4 separate regions of the Mus musculus genome follow, and regions 1, 3 and 4 are each linked to region 2. Evidence: chromatin loops called from intact Hi-C (ENCODE). Cell type or tissue: left cerebral cortex. All regions are shown on one strand. Each heading gives the region's core, and the rest is flanking DNA. Links, peaks and the distances in the headings are about the cores only. Region 1 overlaps Mapk10 (mitogen-activated protein kinase 10). Region 2 overlaps Mapk10 (mitogen-activated protein kinase 10). Region 3 overlaps Mapk10 (mitogen-activated protein kinase 10). Region 4 holds the start of Mapk10 (mitogen-activated protein kinase 10).

Region 1 (7,373 bases), core at 731-5,730, 140 kb after region 2:
CTCTCTGTGTCAGAGCAATCAATATATGAACATTTCTCAAAAGCGAAAAAGCATTTGGGTTGCAATTTGCTTTCTCAGCTGGCATGTATGTGCACAGTCATTTGGATTTACATGATGATGATAACCAGCTAAAGGCAGCACGGCCTTCTGAAAAGGCAACTGATTCAAAGATAACAGCTATGCAGCCATTTCTCATCCAGGCCCAGCTGCCTAATAATAGCATGGTAAAATTATTAATGAAGCACTGTCATGGCTGGTTAGGGAATGTGCCATCCAATTAGATGCAGTTTTAAATTCACTCTGGGCAAACCACTCCCTAGTTTTCTACCACCCATTCTGGTCTTGGTTTCAATGCTGCTGAACCACAGCCTTTGTAGACTACTCATTAGCATGCAGAATAAGAAACAATTGCTTGGAACTGGAAACACAGAAGCCAGACATTTGGCAACATCACACAGAGTTCACTGCTGAAGTCAACTGGCAAAGCCACTCTGGGCTGACAGGAACTGCCTCTGTTGTCATGGAAACACGGATGAACTGTGTTAGTAAATAGTTTGGATTCTCTCACCTGCCAAGACATAAATTGAACATTTACTGTGGAATTTTTAAGTCTATCTGAAAAATGGACTATTTGCCAGTAAATATTTGAAATCTCTCCTTGCTTCAGAAAAAAAAACCTCCCAAGCATTTGGAAATGCACTGGAATCCTTAGGTATCCAAACACAACTCAGTTTAATTGTGTGCAGAATGTTGTGGGTGGAGTTGGGGGTGGGGCAGTCGCTCTCCATTCTCATGGTGGCTTTTGTTGTCAAAAATCCTCATCTACAAGTTCACGGACAAAAGAAAATGAACGAGAAGGGTGTGGGGGTTATGCTAATTATTGCAGGAGATGGTTCTAAATATGTGTTAATGATTCAAGCCATTTCTTAGTTTTTCTTCAAGCTGTATTTATTCTGAGTGTCTCCTGTGCCCACTCATTGACAAATGAGCCAAGGAAGGCTGCCTCCTGCACACTTTCGCCTCAAACATCCCATTGTGGGAATTCTTCTGTCTTGATAATTACATTAATTATTAGCCTTAATTTACAAATGCATCAAGTATGACAGAAGAAAAATGTCTCCACTAAGGCACTTCTGGAAAGAAGCCATACTACAAGCCTTAGATCTCAGCATACTCAGTCTATCTTCTGGGGACATTCTGTCTCCTTTAACCTTCTCCCTGTGACTCTCTTCCATATCACGCTGAATTATATTTTTCATAGCAAGTGAAAATGTTTGGATTTTGCTCTGTCCACCAATTTCTCATCCAACAGACACTGTAGCATGTTCTTCTTCCTTGGTGACTTCTGACAGAACAATGCAAATATCTGCATCCATGTGTTGTACTCTGAAAAGGGAGAGGCGATACAAAGATAAATAAAAAATGTTTTCTCTTATGGCAAGGCTATTCTCATGGGAAAAAATGGTAGGTGCCTTAGAAAAGGTAAAACAGAAGTGCAACAGCAGCATTGTGAGACATATGACACATGGTTAATTTTGTTTAGGGATTGGAAAATGTCATACTAGGACAGTGTTGTCACTATACTCTAAGGAGTAACAGAGGATTGGGGGAGGGGGGTGAAAACATCATTTTCAAAAAGTTAAACTCATCTCTTTTGTTCAGATGGAGAACCTACCAAATGTTTTATTTGACTTACACAAATTCATATGCTCAGAAGTCACTCACATAGCTATAAACAGGAACCCTCAATTCCCAACAATTCACCTTCTACCAACACAAAACTGAAAGACAGGCCAGTCAGCTCCTCCTGCACCACTATGACCAATCAACCTTGCAAGCCCGTTTCAATTCTGAACAATTCTCTCTGACAAAGGAAGAAACAAGCATCCTGGGTTACAGAGACTATACACAAGACACAGACAGTAAAAGGCGGAAACTTGGATATGCCTAAAACTCAAACATTGAGTGGAAAGTGGTCAACGAAGCCATGAAAAGCCATCTAGGTCATTAGAAACAGGGGAAGGCTATTTGAAAAAAGCCAAGTTGAAAGATTTCACATGTGATACAAAGGCAGATTTTGTTCACAGGCAGTGGGAAGACATTAAAAGAATTGTAAACCTTAAGGCATGAAAACTAGAAATGTTGATCTCAGAAGAAGACAGTACAGCGGTCTCCAGAAGTCAGAGAACAAGATTGAAGATCAAAGGAGCAAGTTTGACTCTTTGAGGGCTTCCTAAGCAGTCTCCATTCATAGCCTTGTCTCGTGAGTAGTTGCTGTCATATATCAGACATATATATACACTAAGCATGCAAACCAATATTTATAATAATAAATCATAAATTTATTTTAAAACAGTCCTTTGGCATATGAGTAAGTTTAACACTCATTGAAGACAAAGCAAATTTCACACTAATGAGATGAATCTTCTTGTTTACTTTTACATAATAAATAAATAAGTCTTGGCTGAATATCTGATCCTGCATCAGAGAGTATATTCAATATTTTTCAGTTGATCAATATATTGATTTCACAATTATCAGTGCTGAGAATGATATATTATATAAATACATAATAAAGTGGCAGATGTATATTAAGAGTCATTTCAGAAATTGTTAGAATTCTGTTCTACAAGCCAAAATTCACTTAATGATTTTGAGGGTGGGGTGAGAATGTACATCCTCCCATGTCAGGGTGGAGCAACTTCAGATGTCAAGCTAAAACAGTGCCTCCTACCTTTGCTTTGAGGCAGGGTCTCTCATCAGCTGGGAACATCTCCAAGCAGGCTTTGAAGACTGGACGGGAAGTTTCCAGGGATATACCTATCTCTCTCCTTCACCATGGTTACAAGCATGGACCAGTGCACACAGACTTTCATATGGTCTTAGGGATCAACCTCAGGTCCTCGTACTTGTGAGGCATCTGTTTCACAGGATGAGCCACTTCCCACCCACTCACCCCCATTTGATAGTAGATAGTACTTTTTATAAGATTTAAGTCATCAATTCAAACAATAATTTCTGAACTCAGATATTCTAGCACTACAATCCAAAGATGGACCGATTTGACACATGGGTCCTGAGGAATCACATCAATAGACCTTTACATTCTGCAAGAGCAGGAAACTCTGCACATACAGTAAACCTTGGTGGCCCTGCATGGCTGTGTGGCAGGTGTGCACTGTGCAGTCATCTGCTGTGTTCACACCCAAAGCTACAGTGACCTCTCGTGGCACAACACACAGCCTCAAACAACTCAGACTCACTAAGTTTGACTACTTTTAGTCAATCTTGGGTCCTCGCAGGCTCAGAACCCTTTCCCTGAGGGTTGTTTTTGTATGGCTTTACATTGAGTTTATGTGACCACCAAACCTCCCATATGGGGACATAACCCATTTTAAGCAGCTGTGTACTATAGCACAAGGCAGTGAACTAGTTTACAAGGACTTGTTCTTGTTTATCAAGAACTCGAAAAGAGTTCCAACAGTTCTCAGCCCAAAAACATAATAAACATTTAAGGAGCCATAAAGGTTAATCTCATGATGGATCCGAGCCATTGTGAATATGCACCTAGTACTCATATTGCACCCCAATAAGCAATGATCACGCCAATTCAAAGGATAAGAGTATGCTATGGGTACCCCTAAAACTTAATCTGTTCAAATCTCCGTTTTCTAGAATTACGAATTACTTGGGGTATTTTAAATATAATACGTGATTTCTTCTTGTTAGATTTCTAAATTCCAAATAAATATGTATGCTTGAAATATGTATCTCACTTAATCATAGGTCTCTGTTCGCGGCCTCAGAGCTACCCTTTCTCATGTTTCCCCCAGCTGCTGTACTTGAATCAGACTCTGAGCTCATGGCAACCTTATGGCCCTGGTGTTCACGCAAGGACATATGTGGGAGCCTACATGTTATGTAAATAGAAACATAATGTCCTTTGTGGTTTCTAGTGTTATTGTACATAAACATATGTACAGAAAGTTAGCATGCATTTTAAACATCTTTTAAAAACATTTTATAAAATGAAATCCATCATTGATACATACTTGCTTGTGACCAAGTAGCAGACATAATAGATACTAACTATCCTTTATCCCCGTTTGCTTCCTATGCAGAAGAGACTTTCATCTATGAATTTTAACCTAGAAAAAGGTGATGTGGCTTAGGAAACTTCAAGCAGTCCTCGAAGATTGTTTTAAAGCCATCCCCTGGGAGACTCTGTTTCCGTTATGCCAGAGTGCTAGGATCATTTTCTGTAACTGAACAACAGTCATGTCCTAGAATTCAAATGACCAAAAACTCAAAAAAAAAATCGTAATTCTGAAATATGATGGCAAAACAAAATAGATGTCACTTCAATGTCTATTTCCATTTCAATAAAAATAATCACTTTTTTTTCAAGATAATCAGGAGGCAATTTTTGCATGCATGATTTTAAACATCCTGATAATGGAATCAACGGCTGTGCCTGACATTACCACAAAGTAAAATAGCAAGACTCCCACACACTGAAAACAGACCGAGACTCCCACTTGCCTTTGCATTCGGTGCCTTGTGACCGTGACATCAGAGATCAGAGCATCTCTCAGAGGCTTCATTGCAAACTCTTGGAAGAGCAGATAGGAAAAAGGAGAACTAAAGTATTATAAAGATATTGTTGGCTCTGTAGATTTCTTGTGAGTCAGGAACTTTCAGTGGCCCCAGACTAAACACTGTGAGAAGTGTGCTGTTGCGCTCACTGCCTTCCTATCTCTCCACACGCACAGACTTGGAGCCATGAATATGGGACAGCATGGCCAAAGTCATTGTGCAAAATTAAATAAGAGCTACCACAGAGCAGATTTTTGCCCCTTAACATTAAAAAAAAAATTTAAAGTTCTTGGGGGAGATTCAAAGAGAAATTATAGGAAATATTTTCTGTTTACTCGTAATATTTCAACAACTAGACAAAGCTTAGACACTAACATATTCTGAGATGCCTCTTACCTACTGAATGAACAATGCTATGGTGGGCCTTAGGTTGCACTGAAGTAAGACTAATTCTACATGTGCCCACATGTGTGCTCAGGCTGTACAAAGGGTAGGCGAGGAACATTCAAGCACATGTTTCCTGACCTTCCAAATGTGTGCTGTCATTCAAATGACAACCCAGGTATGACGATAAGGGACCTAGAAGAAACAAATAACAAATACAACAGAGAGAAAACCAGACATCAGATCCAGGTGACCTCCAAAGGCACTGTCATTTTCTGAGTTAAATTTTCAGACAAAGACTCTTCATTTCTCTAATTAGAAATTGACTGCCCTCGCAGAGCTGCCCTGTGAGAAAGGGAACCCACAAACTTATGCTGTATAGGTTGAGATTTGCTTTGAACGTGCTGAAGGCAAGTTGATCATATACATGCCCGAGAGGTGTGAGGGTGACGAAAACTCCATGCTCCAGCCCTACCACTTCATAAAAAGAACCTGGGCTCTCGTGCATGAGAAAGGGGCAATGAAATGGGCATCATAAGATGTAACACTGGTTATACCAACAGGAACTTTACAATTTAAAAGGCAGATCCCACTGCATAGAAAAGAGGGCCTATCCACATTGGGATGTGGAGACTTGGGCTCTGGGATGCACAAGCATAGAGGACTTGAGAAGGTAAAGATATGAACCAAGGTTATCCCAAAGTCAAGAAGTGCGGTGACCCTTCAAAAAGCATGGATGATCTAGCTTGGCTGAAGCACAGACAGGCTTTGTGTGTGCAAGTGTTGCTCAGAAATGGTGCCTGTGCTTTCCTGTAAAGTCCAGGCTGAGGACCAGTGTGCCGTCAATTCTGGGGCACATTAGTGATCTGAAGTTGGAGATTCCTGCACCCAACTACTTACCTAGGAGACTGAGGAAAGATGCTAGTGAGAAGCCTCCATATTCAGTTCAGGCATGCAGCAGACTGAATCCTGAACTGAGCCCTGGCTGTGGCATTAAAGGGTGTGTTCCAGGCAGGAAGTGCACAGCACACTACCAGGTGAAAGCATTTAAGAGATAAAGATGTCAAAAAATGTCTCAGGTCCTGACACTCGTCCATTAGGGAAATGCTGGCAACATTAATATTAATAGGGTAGAAAAAATTGATTTGAAGTGAAAAATAATGGTTGCTTGGCATCATAAATTTCAGATTTGAGGTTAATTACCCATTTGAAAATAAGGAATAGTGTCTGAGGTTCATACTGCCTATTGTCCTTAAGTATTATCTTAGTGTCATACGCTCCAGTGTGGGGAAGAGATACAAAAGTCTTCCATGTAGCACAACAAATAGCTAGATTTTATTGCTGCATTTTTTCTCCCAAAATAAATATCTGACGTAATGCAATATCTCTGCATAATTTTCAGGCTAGTACAGTCTTCCACAAAATCTACTTTTCCTTGCTGAATAGCTTAAACCTCAAAATGATAAAGAGAAAAAGAGAACTAAATGACGCTATAAGAGAACATGGCGATACAATACCTTTATGCCTCTCTTGGTACATGAGTTCCCGTAGGCCCTCCCCCACTTCACCAGGGAGGATGTGTCTCACGACATGATTTAGTTAAATTATAAATAGCCTATTTAGGTGCATAGATCCAGGAATAATGCCCACAAGCTCCTTACTCATGAATTGTCAAGCTCTTAGCTTAGTTTAGAATAGAACGGGGGAATAATACATCTGTTCTGCTGTGGAAGGAGAGAGGACATTTTTCAAAGCTATCTGAGACTGGAAAGAAAGCACACCACTAAAAATGAAAACTTGCTTTTACTGCTATTTTTGCTAGTATGAACTGGCGTTCAGCTGAAGGAATAATTGAAGCTATATTTTCTGATATTTAAGTTTTATTTAATGAATTTTGAACTTGATTGCAGAATGCTAAAAGTACTCAGCATTATTCAGAACATAGCTTGGCACAAAGTGGATTGTCATTTAAGTACCTCTACCACCAGCACCAGTACCACCAGCACTACCACCACCACCACCACCACCACCACCACCACCACCAGCACCAACAACACCAGCAGCACCAGCAGCACCACCCCAGCACCATTATGAACTACAAATTTTAGATCATGAAATTTTCTTCCACTCTTAAAATTGAAAAGAGGCATTTGTATCTTATAATCCTCACAGTAAAAAGGAAAGAATAAAACTGAAATTCTCTTTAATTCAAAGTTTTATGCAAGAATAGTCCTTGGTTACCATTAACTGTACACTAGTTAGGGCTTCTATTGCTGTGACAAACTACCATGACCAAAAGCAACTTGGAGAGGATAGGGTTTCTTTCCTCTTACAACTCTCCAGTCACAGTACATCAGTAAGACAAATCAGGGCAGGCATACAAGGAAGAAACT
Region 2 (7,373 bases), core at 1,079-6,078:
AATCAATGGCACAGTGTCTACCAGACATAAATCTGTTTAAGCTCCCGAGTCACTGAAATACCGCTCTCTGACATGTTTCCTAGAAATCATCCTTCCCAGATTCTCACATTCTGAAAGAGGAAACCAAAGTCTGAGGCAGATAAAAAGAGAAGGCTGGACTCCATTGTTCATGCTGAGAACCAAGAGTCACAAACAGTGATTTAACTAATAGACGTCATTTGCCACAGGTAGGAGTTCTATGGCTGTGATGAACGCCATGAGCAAGTCCAACTTGGGAAGAGTCCCTCATCAAAAGCATTGAAGGCAGGGTCTCAACCAGGGCAGGAACCTGGAGGCAGGAGCTGATACAGGGCCCATGCAGTGGTGCCTTACTGACTTGCTTCCCATGGCTTGCTCAGCCTGCTTTCTTACAGAAATCAGGACCACCAGCCCAAGGATGGAGCCACTCACAACAAGCTAGGCCTTCTTCCATCAACCAATAATTAAGAAAATGACCTACAGGTTTGCATGCAGCCCAATCGTACAGAGGCATTTTCTTTTTTTGTTTGTTTGTTTGTTTGTTTTTTCGAGACAGGGTTTCTCTGTATAGCTCTGGCTGTCCTGGAACTCACTCTGTAGACCAGGCTGGCCTCGTTTTGTTGTTGGTTTTTTTTTGTTTGTTTGTTTGTTTTGTTTTTTTTTCAGAGGCATTTTCTTAATAGAGGTTCCCTCCCCTCAGATGACTTTAGCTCATGTGAAGTTGACATAAAAGTATCCAGCATACCACGGCTTTCCATGGGTCAACAATCTATGCATCACGAGCTGGATCAGGGTGTTCACAGGCTGAAGGGATGTTGTACAGCTTAAGTTCATATAGGCAGCAGATGTCCATTTCCTGTGGTTCTAAGATGAAGATCTGGATTTCCTTGCTGGCTGACAACCAAGACTGCTATCAGCAGCCACCCCAGTTTGTGACCCTCAGACGAGATTGGGGCTCAGTTCAAGACGACATGTGGATGTCTTAGTGTGATAAGATGGAGCCTACACTTAATCCAGGAGCTAACTATCACATTACCTCGGTCACATTGGCAGACTAGAGAGGAGTCAGTCTCCATCTGTTGAGGTGGGCGGTGCTTAACACATGCTGAACTCATTGATATCACTGTAAATTGTGCCTTAGGACAGGAAGTCCTCGCAGTGAATGTATTCGCCCAGCTCTGCTCCATCAGCAATACTTCTTTCCATGATTCCAAATCGATTATGGTTTCTGACATGAACAAAGATTAAAGGTTTTGAACTATTCCTCTAGAAAAATCTGAAGATCTACTAACAGGAGACCCAGAGTCCTGCTAACTTAGTCACATTAGCAAATTGTTTTAAGACAGAACAAAGCAAAGAGCAAAGAGTGCCCTAGAGTCATTTAAGAGCCAGGTTAGAAGGGCTCTCCTTGGTTCTCTTGGCCCAAAATAATTCATGGAGTCAAAAAAAAATTAAAATAATCAAGACTTGAAGTCAGCAGTAATATCTATTCTATGCATGGGATAAAACAAACAAACCAAAAAAAAAAAAAAGATTTCATTCTCTATGGCTGGGACTGAGCAATTTTGTGTAAATGATAGTACCTATTTCATAAATATGATTTTAATGTCTGTGTTTTTGAGTTTCCCTCAGCAATGAAAGTAGAACCTTATTAAAAGACAAGCTTTGGAAGTCAAAGAGTGAAGAAGGCACATTCAGAAAGAAATGAGTGTGTTTCAAATCAGAAGAGGCCCCCAGAGCCATCCATAAACCTGCTTGAGGATTCGTTTGCCATTCATTCATCTGATGAAGGCTTTGTCAGGGTCCCATTCACTGCCATCCGTCTTGAGGAAGCAGAGGGAAGAGCCATATGAGGTGACAGCTTTAGTATAGAAAGTTAGCCCATTCATTCGTCACAGGCCTGCTGTTTCGTTGTGCCAATTTTGAGAATTCATTGTCCATAATCCACATAGTGCAGCTGCCAGGAGCTTGGTGTACCAGTATCAAGAAATGAAATCCCCATTGATGGAAAAAAAGGCCCCAAAGTCAATGTCAGATTATTGAGAACAAAGATCGGACATCAGATTAAAAAACTCAAGACTATTTCGGGGGCTGATGAACCAAGATCCATCTCCTCCCTGCTGGCAGTTCCTGGAAAATGAGCTTTAGAAGGCTCTTAAGATTCAGTAGACCGAACTTTCCCAGGTCTCCCTGGAGCCAGACCTGAGTCAGGACAATGAACGAAAGCAAAATGAAATAGGAGTGTGTAGGAGAGCTTGCCCATTGCTCTCTACAATGTTTCTTCTTGTTATGAAAGGAGATGGAAAAGCCACGGCTTTGGGCAAATAAGGAACGATATCGCTATAAAGATCCCCAGATCTCTGTGAAATGGTTGCCTATTTCCCGGAACAACACAGCAGCTCTGACTCAAAGGGAAGGTAGAGTTCAGACACAGCTCTTTGCATCCAACATCGCAAGCTGGGTCCTATCTCCTAGGTATCCAGAAGCAGACCCTATCTCTAGGAGAAAGCTATGCTTGAAGTGAGAATTCTGGCTTATCACTATAGCTCCAGCACTCAGCCTGGCACCTGGAACACAGTAGGTGTGAAATGTGAAATAAATGCTTGCTAAATTGTATAGAATGGCAGTGAAGAGGAGCCTGACTGACTTCAAGGAAGAACTCAAGACAGAAAAGGAAATACACACAAGACAAAAAGTAAAGAATGGCTTCCTATCTGTGTCTAATTCATGCACATTCTTCTAGCTCTTCAGCAGTGGATTACGTCACAAGTGCAAACAACAAACAAACAAACAAAAATGTTTACAAACCTAAGAGTTCTTCTCCCTAGTGTGCCTTTTGGTTAACCAGGTAAAATAGGCAAGAGGAGATAGGAAACGCTAAGACGGTTAGTGAAACTATGAGGAAACTTTAACTATATTGCATTATCATGCCAAACGACATTATTAATAGATATTGTGAGTAAATACAATAGGGGGTATCAATATTTCGTCCAAGAGACATCAAATTACCTACTTCTTTTCTGGTGTGATTAAAGTGATAGTTTTAGTTTACGTTCACAGAGCACACATCATATAGAGAGCTGCAGCATGTTGAACATTTGTGTAGATTTCACTAAATGTTAAAAGATCTCAGTTCCAGTTAAAGGACTCTTAAAACCAAGAATGTCTTATATCACAATGGTTATTTTAAAATGTTTCTGAATAGCAATTTCATGAGATTGTTGAAATATAGAGAGGTTATTATTATTCAATAAGGCTGGGATGTTACAATGCTAATGTAAATACATACTATTATGATATATAAAAAGATGGGCATTATAATGTCTCTGTTATGTTAAGTGCTCTCTGAGTAAAGGGAGCCGGATCCTAGTAGTTAAAATATGGGTAGCATCTCTCTACTGCTTATGCAGTAAAGGCACAGTATGAGCCTGTGGTACTGTTGGCCTAGCAGGAAGCTTTAGATAACTGCATGTGCATCTTCAGTGAAGATGGGAAAACATGCTCACATGCTCCTGTATCTCCCTATCATGGTAAGCCACCGAAGCTACAAAGCAACACAGCCAACTCATCGTGGGCAGCAACACCTCAAACTGGAGCAGGAGACTGACAGGGAGGCTCAGTCAGCAGAGAGGTGAATTCAGATCCCCAGCATCCAGGCAGAAGAGCAGCTGTGGAACTGCTCCTATAACACGGGCACTGGAATGGGTGTGCACCGAGACACTGGCAGTCCCTGGAGATTAGTCGCTGGCCAACCAAATTGGTGAATTATCTTTTCAGTGGGAGACGGTGTCTCAAAAAATAAGATGAAGAGCAATTGAGTATACATTTAACATCCACCCCAGACATACAAATACATATACACATACACACACACACACACACACACACACACACACACACATACACATACACACATACACACACACACACATACACATACATATACTTGCATACACATAAACACATATACCACCCAGACACAAATACACAGGCATATATGCATGCACACACACACACATGCATATATGCACAAGTATTTTTAAAAATACTATGAACCAAAATAAACCAGTATATTATCTCAATTATTGCTTTGCTGGAAACCAGCACAGTAGTTGGAGAACAAGTCTTAGAAATTAAGAAATGAATAGAAATACTTCTAACAAGAAAAAATTTACATTTCAAAGTCAATGACGCCCAAAGCCAATCCCTTTCCATCCTCATGGACTGTAATACAGAAATGTTCCCTTTGTCCTCTTAGGAAACAGATGCTTACCAACTTAGAGTGCGGTTGGATTTCAATAAACCTATCACAAGTTGAAAATATCCTAAGCCAAAGATGCATTTACTGCATCTAATCAACCACGCATTGTTGCTTAGCAGCACAGAGCAGTGAAGCAGCTGTGGCTCAGGGTCCCTGCTCAGCCCTGGGAGAAAAGAGTGCTGCTTAGATCTTTATCTGCATACAGCATCAAGATCAAAGATAAGCTTTCCTCGTTGTGTAAGGGTATGTGCATATAAATCATCACACATACACACACATACATACACACACACACACACACACACACATACACACACACACACACACACACACACACACACGTTTCCAAAGCTGACAACTATCTAGAAATTCCTATATAAACACTGAGGTTCATAATTTATTTTTGGTAGTTCAAAAAACAATCCTTTCCATGTGCAAGAAAACATGGTTATAGTATTTCCCTAAAAATGGAGAAGGGATCAGGGACAAATGATCCAAGTGTGGCTTTTATTAATCGATCACCTCTAAGGCAGACACGTCAGAATGAAAGTAAAGTAATACAGCATTGAAAACATACACTGTGGTGTAAAAACCAGAGCTGATTCACGTACACTTCCGGGTTATGCTGGCACAGTGTAGACACCGCTGAGCCAGCGCTAGCTTTTCTGCCAAAGAGATCCATCTCGCTCCAAGCTCAAAGATGTGGGGGTGTCACTGGCACAGGAACCACTCTGTGATCAATGGTCTTTGACATTTTCTCTAATTTCCCTTTCCCTTCCCACTTCCCTTTCTTAGCTGGCCCTGGGGTGAAAAGCTTGCTCCCATCAGCCGCTGCAGTGATCCACAGCCAGAGGCTTGGAGTAACTGAACCGCTAGCCAAACAAACCCTTTTTGTCTTTGTGGTGAAGACTTCACAGTCCAATCAAAGTTCTATCTCTATTTCACAGCACAGTGACAATATTGAAGACATTTTGAACAGCTTATCAAATATGATCCAAAGATAGCCAAGGTAAGAGCGATACTCAAACTCACTTCTTCAAAAGGAGTTATTGCTTCCTTTCAAAATTAATCCCATCAGTACCTTCCTCCATCCTGGAAAACTATTCTGTCACAATCCTCATTTCTCTTCCCAGTCCCCTTTCTCTTTGCTTCTCTCTGGGAGTCTTCTGCTTGCTTTCTGCGCTCGTTTGTCTTGGCTTTCATTCTTCTCCTTTATGAATGTGGCACCTGTCTCTCCCTTTATTTCTGTGTCATTCTGTCCCTGACGCCTGCTGTCCTTCATACGTGTGCCTTTTAACACCCAGGATTCCTTCTCTCATAATGGATACGCTTTTCCTGCCACTAAACATTGTAGGCTTCCTTTATCTGTGAGGACTCAATCTGCACTGCTAAATTGGCAGCAAAGAATTCCACCCAAGAATAAGAAAGGTAAGATGACATGCTCAGATAAAGGTATCCAAACCAGGTGATTAGGTCCAAAAGTGTCAAATCAAATAATGTGCAGACCGGACATCTGACATGACTCTAACTCGACAAGAATAGTTCAGCATATTTTGGTACAGAGAAAAAAAAAATGGATCCCAGAAAGCTGGGTGTGGACAAAAGAGATAGCAGAGAAAACCAGGAGCTCACCAGCAGTATCTGCTGGTGACTGCTCTACACCACACAGTGTGCTAGATTGCGGAACTAGAGCTGGAAGCAAGCTTGACTCCTGTGCCTTAAAGAGGCTCTAGTCTGGAGGGAAAGGAGGCAGAGCACGGAGGGAGAAGGCAGTGTAAAGATGATGTAAAGCTGCCACAATGGAGAAAATGCAGGCTCAACTGGAAGCTGCAGGAAAAAATGCTGCATTTAGCTCTATTTAGCCAGAACTTAACTGCTTTAGAAAGCTCATAGGGTGCAGAGCCCTAGCGTTTCTCCCTTTGCTGGGTACTCTGGCCTCCCACACAGTTAGATTGTAGCTGTGTGACGGAGTCCCAGCCTGTAGGAGGGAGCAGAAGAAAAGCATCACTTTTGGGCCTTGTCCATTAAACTTCCACTGTGGATTTACTCCCTTCTGGCCATTTGGAGGCTCTAGTGCTTTTCTGTCGTGTTGTCTCTGAGAGGGCTAAACAGAATGCTGGCTCCCACCCTCCTTATCTTTTCCCTTTAAGCTCCTATCAGTCTTTTTAATTTGTTTCAGATCATTCAGCCAGAATGATCCTGACTTAAGAATAAGGATTGAAGGATGTGAGGAAACTGCCCAAGAGGTGCAAGGCTGTCTGTGTCCCTCTCCTTCTGGATGGTGGACCCTAGATTGATAGATAGATGATAGATAATAATAATACACAGATGATAGATTGATAGATGATAGACAGACAGATAGATCATATCTATCATCTGATAATAAGATAGGTAGACGGATGATAGATAGACTGATATATGACAGATGATAGATAACAGATACATACATACATACATACATACATAATACATAGATTGATAGATGATAGATAATAATTATAGATAGATAGTAGATGGTAGATAGATGACAGATAGTAGACAATGAATAGATAGATAGATAGATAGATAGATAGAGAGATAGAGATAGATAGATAGATAGATAGATAGATAGATAGATAGATAGATAGATAGATGATAAATATTCAGAGCAACAAGGATGTATTCAATAGTCACCCCCTGCCGTGACTGTCACCCCTGCAGTGTATAAGAGTGAAAATCAGCCCCCACATCCTGTCAGAGCAAATAATGCTGCAAAGCCTAGCTATTGGGAAGTTTCACACACCACCCTGGCTTATATTCCATTACATATAAGTAACCTAAAATCTCACAGTAGTCTGGAGTTCATGTCATCATCCCAGAAGACACCCAGGGCATGCATGGATAGTAAACTTGAAAAGTGAACTGCTGTCTAAATTAGAGTGCCTTCTGCATGGGTCAGAAACCCCTGCATTGTACCACCTGGGAGCCACTGCTCCACCCCAGCACACATCTTCCTCAGAGACCCAAGTAGGGTTCTGAGTGTCAAATATGAATGTTCTGCATTCTTGCACCCAGGTGTTGTCAAGTGGGAAGGAATGGAGGCCACCACTCTCAA
Region 3 (7,373 bases), core at 960-5,959, 150 kb after region 2:
GTTCCATCCCAGCACATGCAGCTACCTTCCAGGTATGCAAACTGAGTCAGTCATTAGTGAGGTTGATTGTGGTGATGGCGGTCACAATACCTAACTATCCTCTAGGAGAACTTAACAATCACAGAGTTGAGTGGTTTTTGCACTACACAATCAAGTTAGTAACCACTCTTTTCCTCGGTAACAATATCATCAGCAGAGGGTCATGACAGGGCATGTCTCATCTAACCATTAAGAAAAGCCTATTCAAGATGCACAGCTTTAGGGAAGGTCAGGCAATCCTTTGCATAATAAATATGATTTAACCTAGCAATGGTGAATGAGAGGCATCCATCTAGGACATGCACAGACCTAAAATTCAGGCATTGGCCCATGCCTGTGTTGCACCAGAATAATGTCCTCTATTCTGGCTTTTATTCAAAAAGTACAGAAAATATATTTCATCAGCCTGGGCAACCCATCTAAATATCAAGTAGTCTATGACCGAGTGACTTTATAATACATGAAGATTCTCAGCCGGGCGTGGTGGCGCACGCCTTTAATCCCAGCACTCGGGAGGTGGAGGCAGACGGATTTCTGAGTTTGAGGCCAGCCTGGTCTACAAAGTGAGTTCCAGGACAGCCAGGACTACACAGAGAAACCCTGTCTCAAAAAAACAAACAAACAAACAACAAACAAAAAACAAAACAACAACAACAAATACATGAAGATTCTCTCACCCATGTACAGAGAAGATGGGCTTCATCATTAGTAACTTCCTGACCAGGTTAGAAATTTACTAATATTTCTAGGACAATCACTATAGTATATCAAGGGAAAGTCAATTTTAAATTGCTGACAACCTATAAATTTATTGAAATATTTTATTTTTAAATTAATTTATGTATTTATTTACATCCCAAATACTGCCCCCTGGGCCCCCTTCACAGAGTTCCTACACCCATCCCCATCCCCCTCCCCTTCATCTCTGGGAGGGTAACACCCCTTCTCCCCTTCCCCCCTCCCCCCTGTATTCCCTCCCATCCTGGTATATAAAGTCTCTTCAGGATTAGGCCCATCCTCTCCCACTGAGGCCAGCCATCACAGACATGGCAACCCTCTGCTACATCTGTGCTGGTATCACTCACTTCTGGAAGGTTCTACTTGCAATGGCTTGCCCTCCAATTTTTTTAAAAACAAATCTCTCACTGTGTTTTTTGTTGTTTCTTTCTCTTCTCAGGAAAGATTCTTTGCTCTATTCCTGGTTTGTTTGATATTTTTTTTCTTCATAAAGGCAGCTTCGATTACTTAGTCCGTATCTCCTTGTGTACAGATCACACCTGACTTTAAAATGGGCTGCTTCCTTTAAGAGTCCAGCATCAGAGACAGATCCAGAGATATACCCAAAAGCCAGATTTGAGCATTACGATGAGTAGCCTTTAATGTTAAATCCTCACCCCCTCCACAAATAAACACAGTGAGGCAACCATGCCTGTCTGTTCTTAAAAACAGACAGCTCTGTTTATATGCTAACAAATATAGCACATTTTTATATTGCTTGGCTACCATAAATGTATGAATATCACAAAATGGCTCAGCATTAACCAAGAATCTTGTCATAAATATGAAGGAGCAAGGCATAAAACTCACAAACCCTCAGCTTTCTCCTACTCTGAGCATTAGCATTAGTGCTCAAAGAAGAAACATCACCTTCTCTGTGCTTCTTAGTTTGTCTGCCATGTTGTTATGATTTTTTAATATACTGTTAATCTTATACCACCAGGTACTTTTGAACTCTCCTGCTTGGAGTTTGAGAAGGCCATCCAATGTGCCATTAAACATAGCATTTTTCTAGTTTTGCCGTGAGCAAATAAGACTTTAAATTACATATTATAATTACATTCCTTTAGAAAATGATGCCAACTTTTATACCTTTCCTTGTAGAGCTAAACTATAATACATATTCCATGGCATGTACACCAAGCAACAATGAAACTCTGATTCCTCCGTAGGCTGCATGCATCTTTTTGTGAAATCTGGCTGTATCAAAAACTGAGCCCCCTGTCCCATGCTTCCCTGTGAAGATGGCTGGAACGGCCCAGGATCCAGGATCATCAGGCTACTGAAGAATCTCGCTGTGGAGAAAACAGCAGGGAGACGATCCTGAGCACTGGGACCACTGTGTTACAGAGGAGCTAAAGGGCAGGGCCACGCCCTCACCAGAGCCTTTCTCTTGCTCTTCAACAAACACTATGCCTTGTGTTCCCGAAGAATCTAATAAAAGCTGCCTATACAAGGGAAGTGTCTCCAAAGGCAACAGATGCGCGCACACACAAAAATCTTGTCTAGATCCTTACAGTATCTGGCAATAACATCTTCAAATATTCTAATGGCAAAATTAATGAAATCATGGGTCAAAACGTTTTTGGGCTCACTGTTAAGCCTTGCATATGATTGTTTCAAGTTAGTAGAAAAGTTTGAGACCATTGTTTAATCCAAATGAATTATTTTTCATCCTACGTGACACTGAGTGTCACATTTAAACACCTTTAGCAATAGTGCGTCCATGGCCACATAATATATTCTCTTTTTGTGTAGAACTAAGGGTATAGACACTGTGCTCTATATGAAACTTCCCTCATTCTATTCAAGGGCTAGTAGGTATATCAGATTATAGAGATTACATTCCACCTTTCCCTATACATGGGTATGAAGATGTCTACAGCATCCTTCCAAGTACATCTGATCTATCGCGTATACAAGGGAACCTTCTAGGACTACCTTTGAAATCTGTGGGATTGCATGCTGAGTGGCTAGCAATAGTGTTCTACTTTGTGTTGAGTGGCCATTTCCCCCAGATTGAAACTTTCCTTCCAGAAGAAAGATGGGTTTCACCTCTCACACTCACCACACCAGTCAGCAAAGGAAACAAGAGCGAGCAAAGGAAGCATCCTGGCATGGCCGACCCTCAGCTATGGATGCACTAATACCTGAACACGATGGCTGAAAAAGTCACAATGACATGAAACTGCGCATTTAAATATTGTTATATCCTTCAAAGGAAAATTGTTCAATACAACTAAAACAAACACTTTCTTTTCTTAAGAATAGTGAGGCATGCAACACGAATAAACACATATTATCAGTCATCGGACTAAGATAATGTATATAACAATACCATTTCCAGTGACAGCCCAATAAATTCAAGGAGGTGAGATCTCTGTGCATGTCCCTTATCTCTGTCTGTCATACACAATCATCCATGGAAATACACTACAATTTTTAACTACAGAGAAATTTACAATTACTTTGCACTGGTTTTAAAAAAAAGCTTTAAAAGTAAAAGCAATGTACTTTCACTAGAATAGACAAAAAATTGTAAGGTGGTGTGATGTTCATCTCGGTTGAGACAATGACCTTTGACTTGGGAAGCAGTAGCTGCAGGCAGAGGTGGGCATGTCCCATAGTTGTTAATTGCAATGCCCATATGGACCGTGGGTGGTGAGGAAGCTGAGTCCCTTCTGGAAAGTGGGACAGCAGACAAACAGTCTCAGAGGTGTTAGCTGCAGGCAGCTGCTGTTGCCATGGTGAAAATGTCCACCGATGCTTCTCATTTTGCACGAGAGGAAATTTTTTTTTAAGCTCCGGTTTTTCAAAACCTCCTCATTAATACTAAATGTGTTTGAACGACGTGGAGGCCTTACTGAATACAGTGGCAGTCCAAAGTAGTTCACTTCTAACCTCTAATCTAATCCACTATGGTAAAGGAGCCATGCCCACTTGAGCTCCTCAGACAGTCACATGCTGACCCTTTGACACTTACAGAGAGGTTCTCCCCCTCCTGGAGGGAGCCATGTCACCTTACACCCCAGATGCACTCTTCTATAAAATTGTATCCCAAATTGAGAATCTGTCATATATTTACTGGGAAGCACTGAGTTCGGTCTCTTGAGTTTCTCCTCGTTGTCAGAATCTCACTATTGTCCTGTCTAAACCCCATGCATCAAGTCACAGCCCGAACCTTCACATTTATGTCCCTCTTTGTGCCTATCTACATCTTTTCCTCAGAAGATATAGCACCACTATACTGTGCTACCCCACTAGACAAGGTTAAAGCTCCAGTGTTCTGTTCTAGGAAACTGCTCTTCAAAGTCTACGGCTAAATCTTCTGTATTACTTACTTACTTGTTGCTGGAATAAAACACTGGGCCAAGGCAACGTAGAGGATGTCGGATTTGTTTGGGTTTACAGTTCCAATGGGTAAGGGTCCCAGGTGGCAGCAAGCAGCTCACACAGAACCTGTGTGTTTGCATCTCAAACCACAAACATGAAGCTGAAACAGTCACCGGGTGTGATGGGATCTTTGAACTCTTGCAGCACACCTCAGTGTTGTGCTTACTCTAGCAAGGCCACAACTCCTAAACCTACCCAAGTGGCATCACCAAGAGGAAATCAAGTGTTTAAAACCCAAGAGTAGAGGACCATACCCATTCAAACCACCAGGTTCTCCTTCCTTGAATCAATGACACTTTTTTGAGACTCATAAACATGAATTCTGTTTTGTCTTCTTCAGTCCCCTCAATTTAGGTACAACTTCTTACACCATTAAATTTCCATCTTGAATCTTCCACATTTGAACATGAACATACTATTAATTCTAACAGATCAATGCTAACATATTACTGAGCTAAGTACTGAAGCAATTGTGATTGGTTGGCTGGCCACACAGCTCTTTCCCCGACAGGGATGGGGAAAAGTTCCGTGTGACTTCCAAAACACACTGCCTGTACTAAGGCCTCCTCCGTCTCTGCTGCAGAACCACATGCTCTGACATTTTGACTCTTAAGAGGATGTTCCTGAAAGTAATGAGCAGGGGCCATATTAGGAAGCTTGGCACTCACAGTCCAGCTCTCGACCAAGCAGCTCCACATGCGCCCTTGGAGAAGAGACAGTGTGGTAACAGAGCCATGCCCACTCATGCTCCTCAGACATGCTGGCCCGTGGACTAGAGAGTTATGCTGCCCCATTGGTGGCTTTCATGGTTGTGAAAAGCAGAGTCGAGAGCTCAGTTTATTCCAGATAACACATTATTTCATTTGAAAACACATCCCCCTAATCTATATACTTCAGAAATAATGAGACCAAACTGGCAAAATTCCACTGTATCTCCACCGCTGCGAGGTCATTTCAACTCTGGGCTAGCTAAAAGGTGAAACGAGAACCTTCGCTTTACTCTCATTTTCAAAAGTGGTTCATATTTCAATGAGGTTTCAAAACACCCAAATATACCCAAATAGCCAAAATCAGCAGACTGCACACACTTACTACCAAAAAGAAAGGTGTCTATGAACATGAGTTTGGGCTGATAAAGAATGGATTCGGGTTTTCCCTAAACACTCAGCATGAGCTGCAAGCTTGCTTTGTTTTCTCAGACAAGAACACATGGTATTATTCACTTGGAACATAGTTTATGTTTTAGTGGAACTGCGCAACAAATAATTAGGTCCATTTTCAGTATCACTGTAAATTCACAGGAGGAGTTAAAGAGGGTGAGGAGAGGATATGACCAAGATGCATTGTCTCCACATATGAAATCCTCAAAGAATAATTTTGTTAATGTCAATATGCTATTGTTTCTCTAAATTCATCCATCTTGATCTATGACAACTATAAAACCCACAAATTAAGTCATGCGTTTAAGCTGCATTCTATCATGCTTTGAGTCATCGTGATTTAAAAAAAAATAAAAATGATTCTAAGAGGTTTGCTTACACATTTTAAAATTAAGGGGGGAAAATGCATTTGTTTGACCTTAGATTTTTTTTTTTCTGCCTGAGCTTCTCACCTCTCAGGAGACTGCCTTTCCTCTGTGTGACATATTCTACGATATAATCTCGTCAGCTAGCTTGCATTCTGCAGGATCTATTTATAGAACTCAGAGGCTATGCAGACACAGAATGGGAGGCAGGGACTTACAGATGCCTTTCCTGAGTTAATTGGCAGGGAGGAGGCGGGCAACCTGAATGACAGCCACACCGAAAGCCTGAAGAGAGAGGGACCAGGCAGTGCTCACAGGATCCGTTCCACACTTGCTCATCCAACCAATTGCCCTGTTCTGAGACTCAGTAGGGAAGGCAGAGGTCGATTGTGTGTTCAAAGGTCCTGTATCAGGTAGTGATTATCCCTAAATTTTTACAGCATAATATCACTGACCTCCCCTTAGGCCCAAAGAAGCCCCATTCTTTTTCCCAAGGAATTCAGTCAGCAGTTGTGATGAGTGTGCTGATCAGATTCCTTGCAAAGTTAAAATATTGTAGCCATAGGGGGAAAGAGGTACTTTTCAGATCTCAGAGGTGTTCATTGTAGATAACAGCATCTTTGACAGCAGATGTACAAGAAGGTTGCCTGCCATGAAGGAAGGAGTGATAAAATGTCCACTTCCTTTTGGCTCTCTTCCTTATAGTCCATCTGCATAATCTCAAGGCTCTGTGGTCTCACATTTCATGTCCACTATAAACCCAGAGCAGGCCAGGGCAGACACAAATCTTAAATAAATTATAAGCAGTGTTTGGCAACCTGCTGCCAAACATGCTAAGTGTTTTATGTGTGGCCTCACCTTTCTCCCTCACCTAAGCCTGTTGTGTCTCAGAGAACCAACCTGGGCTGGATCAGGCAACAAGCAAGGATCCAAGCCAAAGAGGTAGCCGTTCTACCAGACTTTCTACTCATAATCTTCCCTGTAATTGTCTAAGCAATAAGTGAAGATTCCAGAAAGATCTAATTACAGAAGAAAATCAGGTAATTACGTTGGGCAGGTCCTCTGTCGTCGTATCTGTGACTTTAGTTTCTGCTGATGAAGCTCAGCAACAAAATTAGCAAACAATATTTCACTGTTTTATTTGACCACGTGTTGTTATATAGGCTATGCAAGTTGATTTTTCTAACGGAAGAGTTGAGCCACCAGAGAAAATATAGACTGAGAAAGCCCGTGTAAAAATGCCAGCCTTGACAAACTTTAAAACATTCAAGTGCCTTTCCCCTCGGCTGCCATCTTTCAGTAACAAACCAACATGGCTAACACAAGGGAAAGCAGAGGGGCCCTCACTCTACGTTCTCTAGGGTTTTAAGGAAACATGGGTTTGTTTCTTTGACTACATCCACATTTACAAGAAGGATGATACTGTAGACATCAAAGGAATGGGCACTGTCCAGAAAAGAATGCCCCGGAAGTGTTTCCTGGCAAAGCCGGAAGAGTCTACAATGTAACCCAGCATGCCGGCGGCAGCATCATTGTAACCAGGCAAGGTAAGGACAAGAATCTCGGCAAAAGACTGAGCACAACAAGTCGTCTAAGAGCTGACACAGCTTCCTGCATCTGGTGGAGGAAAATGATCAGA
Region 4 (7,373 bases), core at 968-5,967, 190 kb after region 2:
GTCCCCGCCATGTATTGATTGTGGGTTTTCCTCTGGCTAACCTCTTACTACACATAAACATCCACCAAAATATCCCTTGCATGAAATCTTCTTGACTAATTTTCTCTGTATTTGTGAGATTCTCTCTGAAATCCCTTTGAACCCTATGTCTGTCTATGGAACCACACTTCACAAGTATACAATCTTGTCCTGATAATAGCACATCATGTAAGTGACACATTCCTTAAACTGAGAAGTCCTGTAAGACAGAGAATTCCATCTAGCCAACAAATCAATAGCATATCTACACAATAGATTCTCATTAAGTATTAGCTTAATAAATAAATGTTTAACCTGGGGATAGAGCACACCTTCTAACTACATAACATATAGCAACATATTATAGTCAACCATATAAAACTGTCATTGTTATAAATCATAAGTGGTTGGTTATTGGCAATTATCTATGATTCTTCCTTCATAATGAACACACAACACATTTTTGTAAAGCACCCTATAGTGGACCTTGGATATTAGATTTGCATCTTCAGTGGAATGGTTGGTAGATTGTAAAAACCATAATGTAAATCACTATAGAATTAATTTCCTCAGATTTCTGCAGCTATAAGAGCCACATTAAGGCACAGGACAGCCTTGCTCTGAAGGAGCCACCAGGCAAATGGACATGAGACACTGATCGCCAACACCAACAGCTTCCTTTCACAGAGTCTTCCAGGCACTGATCCTGCATTCTGTTCCTCAAAGATGTTATTTGGCAGACCACAGCTTCCTTATCTCGACTTTAGCTTACTAACTGCTGACTTTGGTGACTGACTATGAAGCAAGTGTAGATTTGACTTTAGATATTGAATTTGGGTGCGCTAATCTTTTATAAAATAATACATTTTTTTCAGATTATTCTAAGTAGGCAGAGCAACTAACTATACCTTTAATGTTGTTTCCTGAGCAGATGAATTTGTAGCTGAAAATATCCACAAATGTGATGGAGTTCTCTTCCCTGTGTGTCTGAAGAGCTAAATGACGTGTGTGAGGGGGTGTGGGGGTGGGGTGGTGCATGGAGGTTTGGTTCTGGAATCAACCACTCACAATTTAGCTCAGAACCAATTTATCTACTGAGAGAGTTTAACCACTAGAGTGACATGCTGCCTACAAACAAGGCCACTTAAAAGAATGCTACCCAACCTTTACTCTATAACATGGAGTTATTAACCGAAGCTATCCTATGTAGACTGGGATGGCTCATAGAGGAGATTGCTGTGGTGTATCTCAAAACCACAGAATAATGCAGAACAGTATTAGAAGCACCACACCATCAATTAATATACATGTTCTTTTCCAATGATTTTTGCCTAGATCGACTCCATTTTGAGCAGTGCTTCTTCAAATCCATCTATGAGGCGATATGTGGCAATATGGTAAACGGGTCTTGTTGACTCTCAGCATCCTACTAAGGAATACTTGAAGATGCTTCACTTACCACTGCTTCTGTGGCTTCTCATCTATGGGAAAGGGGTCTTAACTCAACAGCGTCTTGCCTGAGTGGCCATAACCAAGATCTGCGATGATCCTGCTGGTGCTGTTCTCACAATAGCCTAAAACCAGAGCAGAACGATGCTTCAGTTGCATTTTAAGATTCCACACTCAACTTCATCTTCATGACTAAAACCAAAATACTAACATCAAATACAATAGAACAGTTTCCCCGGGGTGGCAAGGAAACAACATAGGACATTTGAGGTAAGAGTTTCTGTTAGAATCTGTTGCAAATGAAGAAACTTTTGGTGGCCTCTGTAGCAGAACAGCTAGAAGTTTGTAAACTCTGACCATGGAACTCAGTTACTAAGTATCTGAATGGATAGGATATTTACTTCTCTAACTGTGGACTTTCAATCAGTTCAGCTTCCACTGGAACACAGTCTTCTTTTTACAGCACAGTTCACTGGAAGAATGGCTACACAGCTACTAACAAAAAGAATCCCCTGGTATCCACAACATAAAAACTAAGCAGATGCTGTTCTGGAGGCAAAAGAGGCCACTATAGTAATCTGATCTTATTACAGACCCACTCCTTATCCTTGCTGCCTTCCTTATTTTAGAGCAGAGTCTCAAGGCCCATGCCAAGTTTTTAATGTTCTTCCTACTGTCAAACCTCAGGCTTGATATCCAGCTTAACAAATATGGCCGCCATCTTGAAATTATCTCCCTTTCTGGTCAAATAAGGGTCTCATCACCGTCCCTGGTGTTAATTTCTAGGAATACTTTCCCCACCATCCTCTCATCTACTTCTAACATCCAGGCATGGTCTGCTTCATCATACATAGCCATTTTAAAGCAGAGTGTATCTTCCTCTTCTTCATTCCTATTGTACTGACCATCAAACTGTCCTGTCTTCACTGTTTAAGTCAACTCCCCACACGAGCATTGACTCCAACACCTGAAACCCATCTCACCGTCTTTCATGCATTGCATTTTTCAATTAACAGACAACTATTGTGTGCCTAGTGTGCCCACTGTGTGCTAGGCTGATATGACACAGTATCTGAAGGGACAGGAAATTACTGTTTGGTGAGGTGGTTGGTGTGAAGAGAAAAGCTCCCCCTAGAGACACAAAATAAACACAGCCAAGTAAGTAGTCCTAGGAGCCTGCCTTCATACTCTGTGGTTTCAGGACCCATTTCCACATGGAAAGAGAACAATGACTCCAGGATCCCACACTTAGGAAGCATCTAGTACATCCAGGCCAGCCACTAGCCACACACCAGGACTTGGTTTTATTTCTATGAGGAAAACCCACTGACATGAATTTTTAGAGCTTTTAAGTCTCTGTTGCTTATGTTTTGTCTTGATCCTGAAATTAGGGAGGAAGAGGGAGGAGGAGTAAGGGGAGGAATTTGTAGAAACCTGTCCCTTACTGTGCAGGCTGCTTAGCAATGCCTGGTGCCCTGTGCCATGCCTGGTGCCCTGTGCCATGGCTGGTGCCCTGTGCTCTGCCTGATACCTTGTACCATGCCTGGTGCCCTGTGCTCTGCCTGGTACCCTGTACCATGCCTGGTACCCTGTGCCATGGCTGGTGCCCTGTACCATAGCTGGTGCCCTGTGCCATCCCTGGTACCCTGTGCCATGCCTGTTACTCTATGCCATGCCTGGTGCCCTGTGCTTTGCCTGGTGCCCTGTACCATGCCTGATGCCCTGTGCCATGGCTGCACCTTCAGTCTGCACACCACTCAGAGTGTGTGAGCAGTTGTGAGTGGAATAATTCCACCAGAGCTCGCTATCATTTATCTTTCTGTACAAAGCTTGGCTTTCCATTCCCACCAGCGCTCTTCTATGAAGTCTATGGGTTTTGTATCTTGGAGGCACCAGGGATGACAATGGTGAAAAAGGCCAAAGTAGCTTGTTGTGGGTCCAAAATGTCAATTAGACTACAAAATTCATTGCTGAAAATAGGTGTGTTTGGAAACTGCTTGCATACATATAAGTTTGATTTAGAGATCTTTCACTGTTACCCAATGTTGTTTCCACTCATTTTACCAAGATTCACTATTAAAAAAGAAAAAGAAAAAAAAAAGGTTTTTCTATGTTAAAGATGAGGGAAACAATGGTCCTCAAAATACACAGATTTTTAACTTTCCTTTCTCTAATTAGCTGGAGAGATTGAAATGTACTCAAACTGTGGGTGTTGCGGGGGTTGGGAGGATCAGTCTGCTCAAAACACTTGAACTTCAGTGTGAAAGCCAGTAAGGAGTAACTAACACACAAGCTCCCTTCTAAATGACAGCTTCTCCTCAAACAATATGCAGCAAGCCCTCTTACCCGAGCCGGCAGCACCGGGTCTCAACACAAGATTATGCAATGCAATAAATAATCTCAATATGCTGAAGACACAAATGGATTTTGTTCGCCTTGACTGATGATACAGCTGCCCTCCCGGGAGTCTGTAGGCCGCTTTCCCCAGGAGCCCTCCCCTCCTCACTAGCTCTAGCTCGGGGGAGAAGGTGCAGTCACAGATGCCTGTATGGAGGGAGCTCCTTTGCGTGCCCGCAGCCAGGAGAGCACTGCACTCCTTTCTAGTTGCTACTGGACACTTCTGCACCCCTCTATAAAAGACTGCCACCATGCCAAACAAGAGCTTGGGAAGGAACCTTACAGGAAGCAGGGCAGGGGTACAGGGATGAAGTCCTCTACAGTGTGGATCCGTTTGCTTCTCATACAGACTGAAGGCAGCCTTCGCCAGCAGCCCATTTTTCTGACAAGCAACCAAAGACTTGCTTGGCTTAGTCACAGCCATACCACTCCAGAGCTAGCCTCTAGCTACAAATAACACCTGAGGTCAGCTCTGGTGCAAGAAGAAAACACACCTGACCCCGTGCTTAATAAACAAGGAAACCTCACTGGGTCTTTATCTTGTCATCAGGATGGAAAGGCTTTGTGGCTAAGCTTATATTCCAAGAGACAGGTTCGTTTACATGAGCCTAGAATATAACTTTGAGTATATGTATATTCCTTTGAACACTTACATTTAGGCAAATCTCCTTTGCTCCTGATATTCCTATAGCACAACACTGGCAGCGAGTGAGTTTCGCTGTAGATTTCAAATAACACTTCTATGGCATCCGTGTCACCTCTCAGTTCCTCTTAACCTTGAAGCATCTTGACCACATACTATGAAACCGTAGTACTAGCTGCAGATGCGCCAGACAATGACAGAGAGAGCACACTCGGTCCCTGGGGGATCCGTTTGTAATCACCCCTTCAGCATGCAAACATATCCCCCTCCCCCAGCCGATGCTGTTTTGGGGGAAAGCAAGCAGGAAGCTGGAGGCAGCTGAATCTGCCACTCCCCAGGTAGTGTCTCAGCTCCCCTGTCACTGGGAACCTCTTTTCATTACTACTGCAAAAATCTTGCCCTGAAAAATGAAAGCTATGAAGGACCAAAATGAAAGCTATGAAGGACCGGAGGGAAGAAGAAGCCAACAAGGAAGCTGGAAACTCATGCTTAAGGTCAACCGCCTTTCTCATCTGCTTTTCTAGTACTTTGTGTCAATTTGAAGGGTAAGACCTAGACACCCCCCCCCCCAACGAAAGAGAGGAAACACACAGCAGAAGCAGCAGGACTGCTACATCAAACTGTCTAGCCCTATATCCCCATGATTCCAAAGTGGAGTTGGAGGCTCCTGAATCCATTCATGAGCATGGCTCCTGTGCTGACATGCTCACTGAGGACAGCCATCTACTGAAGCCTCTCTGAGAGAAGTGGCTATTACCGCAACCATTTTAAATGCATTGACCAGCATCCTGCAAACCCATCCAGGATTGGCAAAAGCAGCATTAGAAAGAGGCAGAAATTGGGCAAAAGAAAGTGGTGCCTGGTAACGGCAGCCTTCCTTCACTCCCGGCTGTGGCCTGTCCCATATGACTTAGCCTGTGTTCATGAAAGTTATCTCCGTCACACAGACACATCGCTCTGCAGCAAACGCAGAGCATGTAAACAACCTTGTGGCTGCTTCAAAACCTAGTGCCCTGGGGTAAGCCATTCCTTTCTGTGGCCAAATTGCAATGCCCTTGAAAGTTATCTGCAGAAGAGAGTCAAAGCAGCACCTAGGTCCTTCTATTTAAATGTCGGAAGGAAAAGGATATGTATTTTTTTCCTTGAAATATCCATAACCTGATTTACTTGGAGGTTTTTCAAATAAAGCACTCTTATTCTCTGAAGCACAAACACATAAATTCTGATAACTGTATCATCAAGCTCCTTTCCAATGACAGCTTTTTTTTTTCTTTCTGAAAATGCTCTGACATTTCTAGGGGACACAGTATCTCAGCACTGAATACCTGGGAACCTTGCCATAGAAAAATGCTGCCTGCTGTGACTGAGAGATCACTTTCTTAAAGGGACCTTCACCTGGGTGGCTGCGGTGCCGCCGGTGTTTGCTCCTTTCCCTGGTCTGTTCCCTGTCCTGTGTTCCTGTCTGCAGCCCAAATTTAGCTCAGGGTCTTTCTACAAGAGGAACATAGTTTCTAATATTTTGGTAAATACCTCTAAACTGCAAGAATGTATTCTAGAATATTTAAAGTTAAACCGGTCTGGAAATAAACATTTATGTTTACTAATAACATTTTTGAATGTTTTATGAGACCCATAGCATTTCTCAGTTAAAGTGAGATCCAGACTCCTCTCTCTCTCTCTCTCTCTCCTCTCTCTCTCTCTCTCTCTCTCTTTCTCTCTCTTTCCTCTCCCCCCTTACCCCCCTCGTGTGTGTTTCTCTTACTCTGCCAAGTCATAACAATAATGGTCTGTCCCACCTTCTAGAATTCTTCACTCCAAACAGAAAGATTTTAGCCTCCATCTGAGAAGAGATGCTTTGCCCAGAGAGAAACACCAGTTTTCTGCCTCACAGATAGTACACTTGATTAAACCGGCTCTCCAACACCATCACTTCCTACTTTCTCATGCTCTCTCCCATTCCACCAGGAACGATGACAGATATCATCCACCCTCCCAAACCAGGTTAGAACCCAGAATGAGCAAGGAGCCACCTACCATTCCGTGCCTGAGAACTAGGATCCTGGTCCGGCTGTTTGCCCCAGAAATCCTCCCTACTGGGTAGTCATTAGCCACATTCCAAACCGGAGTAAGGAGCAGAGTCTTTGGAGGTGTAGCGATTGTTTAAAAATAATAACAGACAGGTGATTTCCAAGAAGACCCAATCTTTAGCTCACTCAAGCCCCTAGTAATTGAGGAGTGAGGAGGAAAAAGGAAATTTGTAAAAATGAAAATAGAAAAAAAAAAGGGTAAGCATATAAGAAGCACCACCCACCCCCCATAAAAATAAACTGAGACGACGAGGAGGCTTAAGAGAAGAGAGAGCGGCTTGCTGAATCACCCTCTCACTGCCTGGAAACCATTGTGCAGCGGGAGGCTGCCTGTACCATTGTGGAACCTACCAGAGGAGACGGACAGAGGGCTTGGGGAATGGGGTTGCTATGGCAACTGAAAGGAGCACACATGACGTCAAAGCCCAGAGAGGTCTAGGGAGGGGTAGGAGGAGGAAAGAGAAAAAGGAAAAAGTCTATCTGTGGCTACAGCTACCTCGTTTTCTGGCAAAATGAGAAGCAGGCTTCGGAACTTGGCAACCAAAATATGCGAATTCAGCGTGCGGGGGGGGGGGGGTGGTGGGGGTGGTAGGGGGGGTGGAATTCTGCACGAAGCCAAAGAGCATCCTCCCTGCTGCTCCAGCTCTGCACAGCACCAAGGGCAGATCAAACAGCCATTGGGAAGCCAGTCACCCCGGATTTTCAACTACCTCAGCTTTTTACAAACAGCGAAGGAAGGCAGAGGTGTACCATCTCTCTGAATGTGAAAACAAACAAGA

Evidence for each region. Hi-C counts contacts between places; a loop is a spot of excess contacts. Peaks named below come from ENCODE experiments on the same cell type or tissue, not always from the same donor. Only the 100,000 strongest peaks of a DNase experiment are listed, where the experiment ranks them.
Region 1: a loop joins it to region 2, with 2.9 times the contacts of the local background. A loop is called at or near these places in 2 of 42 quality-filtered maps.
Region 3: it touches region 2 in a loop (3-fold over the local background); 2 of 42 quality-filtered maps call a loop at or near these places.
Region 4: a loop joins it to region 2, with 4 times the contacts of the local background. A loop is called at or near these places in 6 of 42 quality-filtered maps.

The regions. Positions count from the first base shown.
Region 1 is chr5:103,160,977-103,168,349 of GRCm38, forward strand. The region is part of intron 2 of Mapk10 (mitogen-activated protein kinase 10); the gene reads right to left. Among named protein-coding and RNA genes, the nearest start is that of Mapk10, 47 kb to the right of the region's middle. In left cerebral cortex, for the core only: a CTCF peak has its summit at 3,229 (motif pointing left); DNase peaks (open chromatin) are centred at 867, 2,838 and 4,561; H3K27ac peaks cover 2,226 bases.
Region 2 is chr5:103,016,741-103,024,113 of GRCm38, forward strand. All of the region lies in intron 4 of Mapk10 (mitogen-activated protein kinase 10), which reads right to left. Among named protein-coding and RNA genes, the nearest start is that of Mapk10, 190 kb to the right of the region's middle. In left cerebral cortex, for the core only: no CTCF peak of the experiment used is centred there; DNase peaks (open chromatin) are centred at 1,946, 3,580, 4,391 and 4,987; H3K4me3 peaks cover 434 bases; H3K27ac peaks cover 2,409 bases.
Region 3 is chr5:103,171,295-103,178,667 of GRCm38, forward strand. The region is part of intron 2 of Mapk10 (mitogen-activated protein kinase 10); the gene reads right to left. Among named protein-coding and RNA genes, the nearest start is that of Mapk10, 36 kb to the right of the region's middle. In left cerebral cortex, for the core only: no CTCF peak of the experiment used is centred there; a DNase peak (open chromatin) is centred at 3,494; H3K27ac peaks cover 3,419 bases.
Region 4 is chr5:103,204,349-103,211,721 of GRCm38, forward strand. It overlaps Mapk10 (mitogen-activated protein kinase 10), which reads right to left and starts at 6,986. Exons shown (of 14, transcript NM_001081567.2): 1 at 6,542-6,986; 2 at 1,478-1,592. In left cerebral cortex, for the core only: a CTCF peak has its summit at 2,575; DNase peaks (open chromatin) are centred at 3,757, 3,980, 4,736, 5,302 and 1 more place; H3K4me3 peaks cover 3,008 bases; H3K27ac peaks cover 2,796 bases.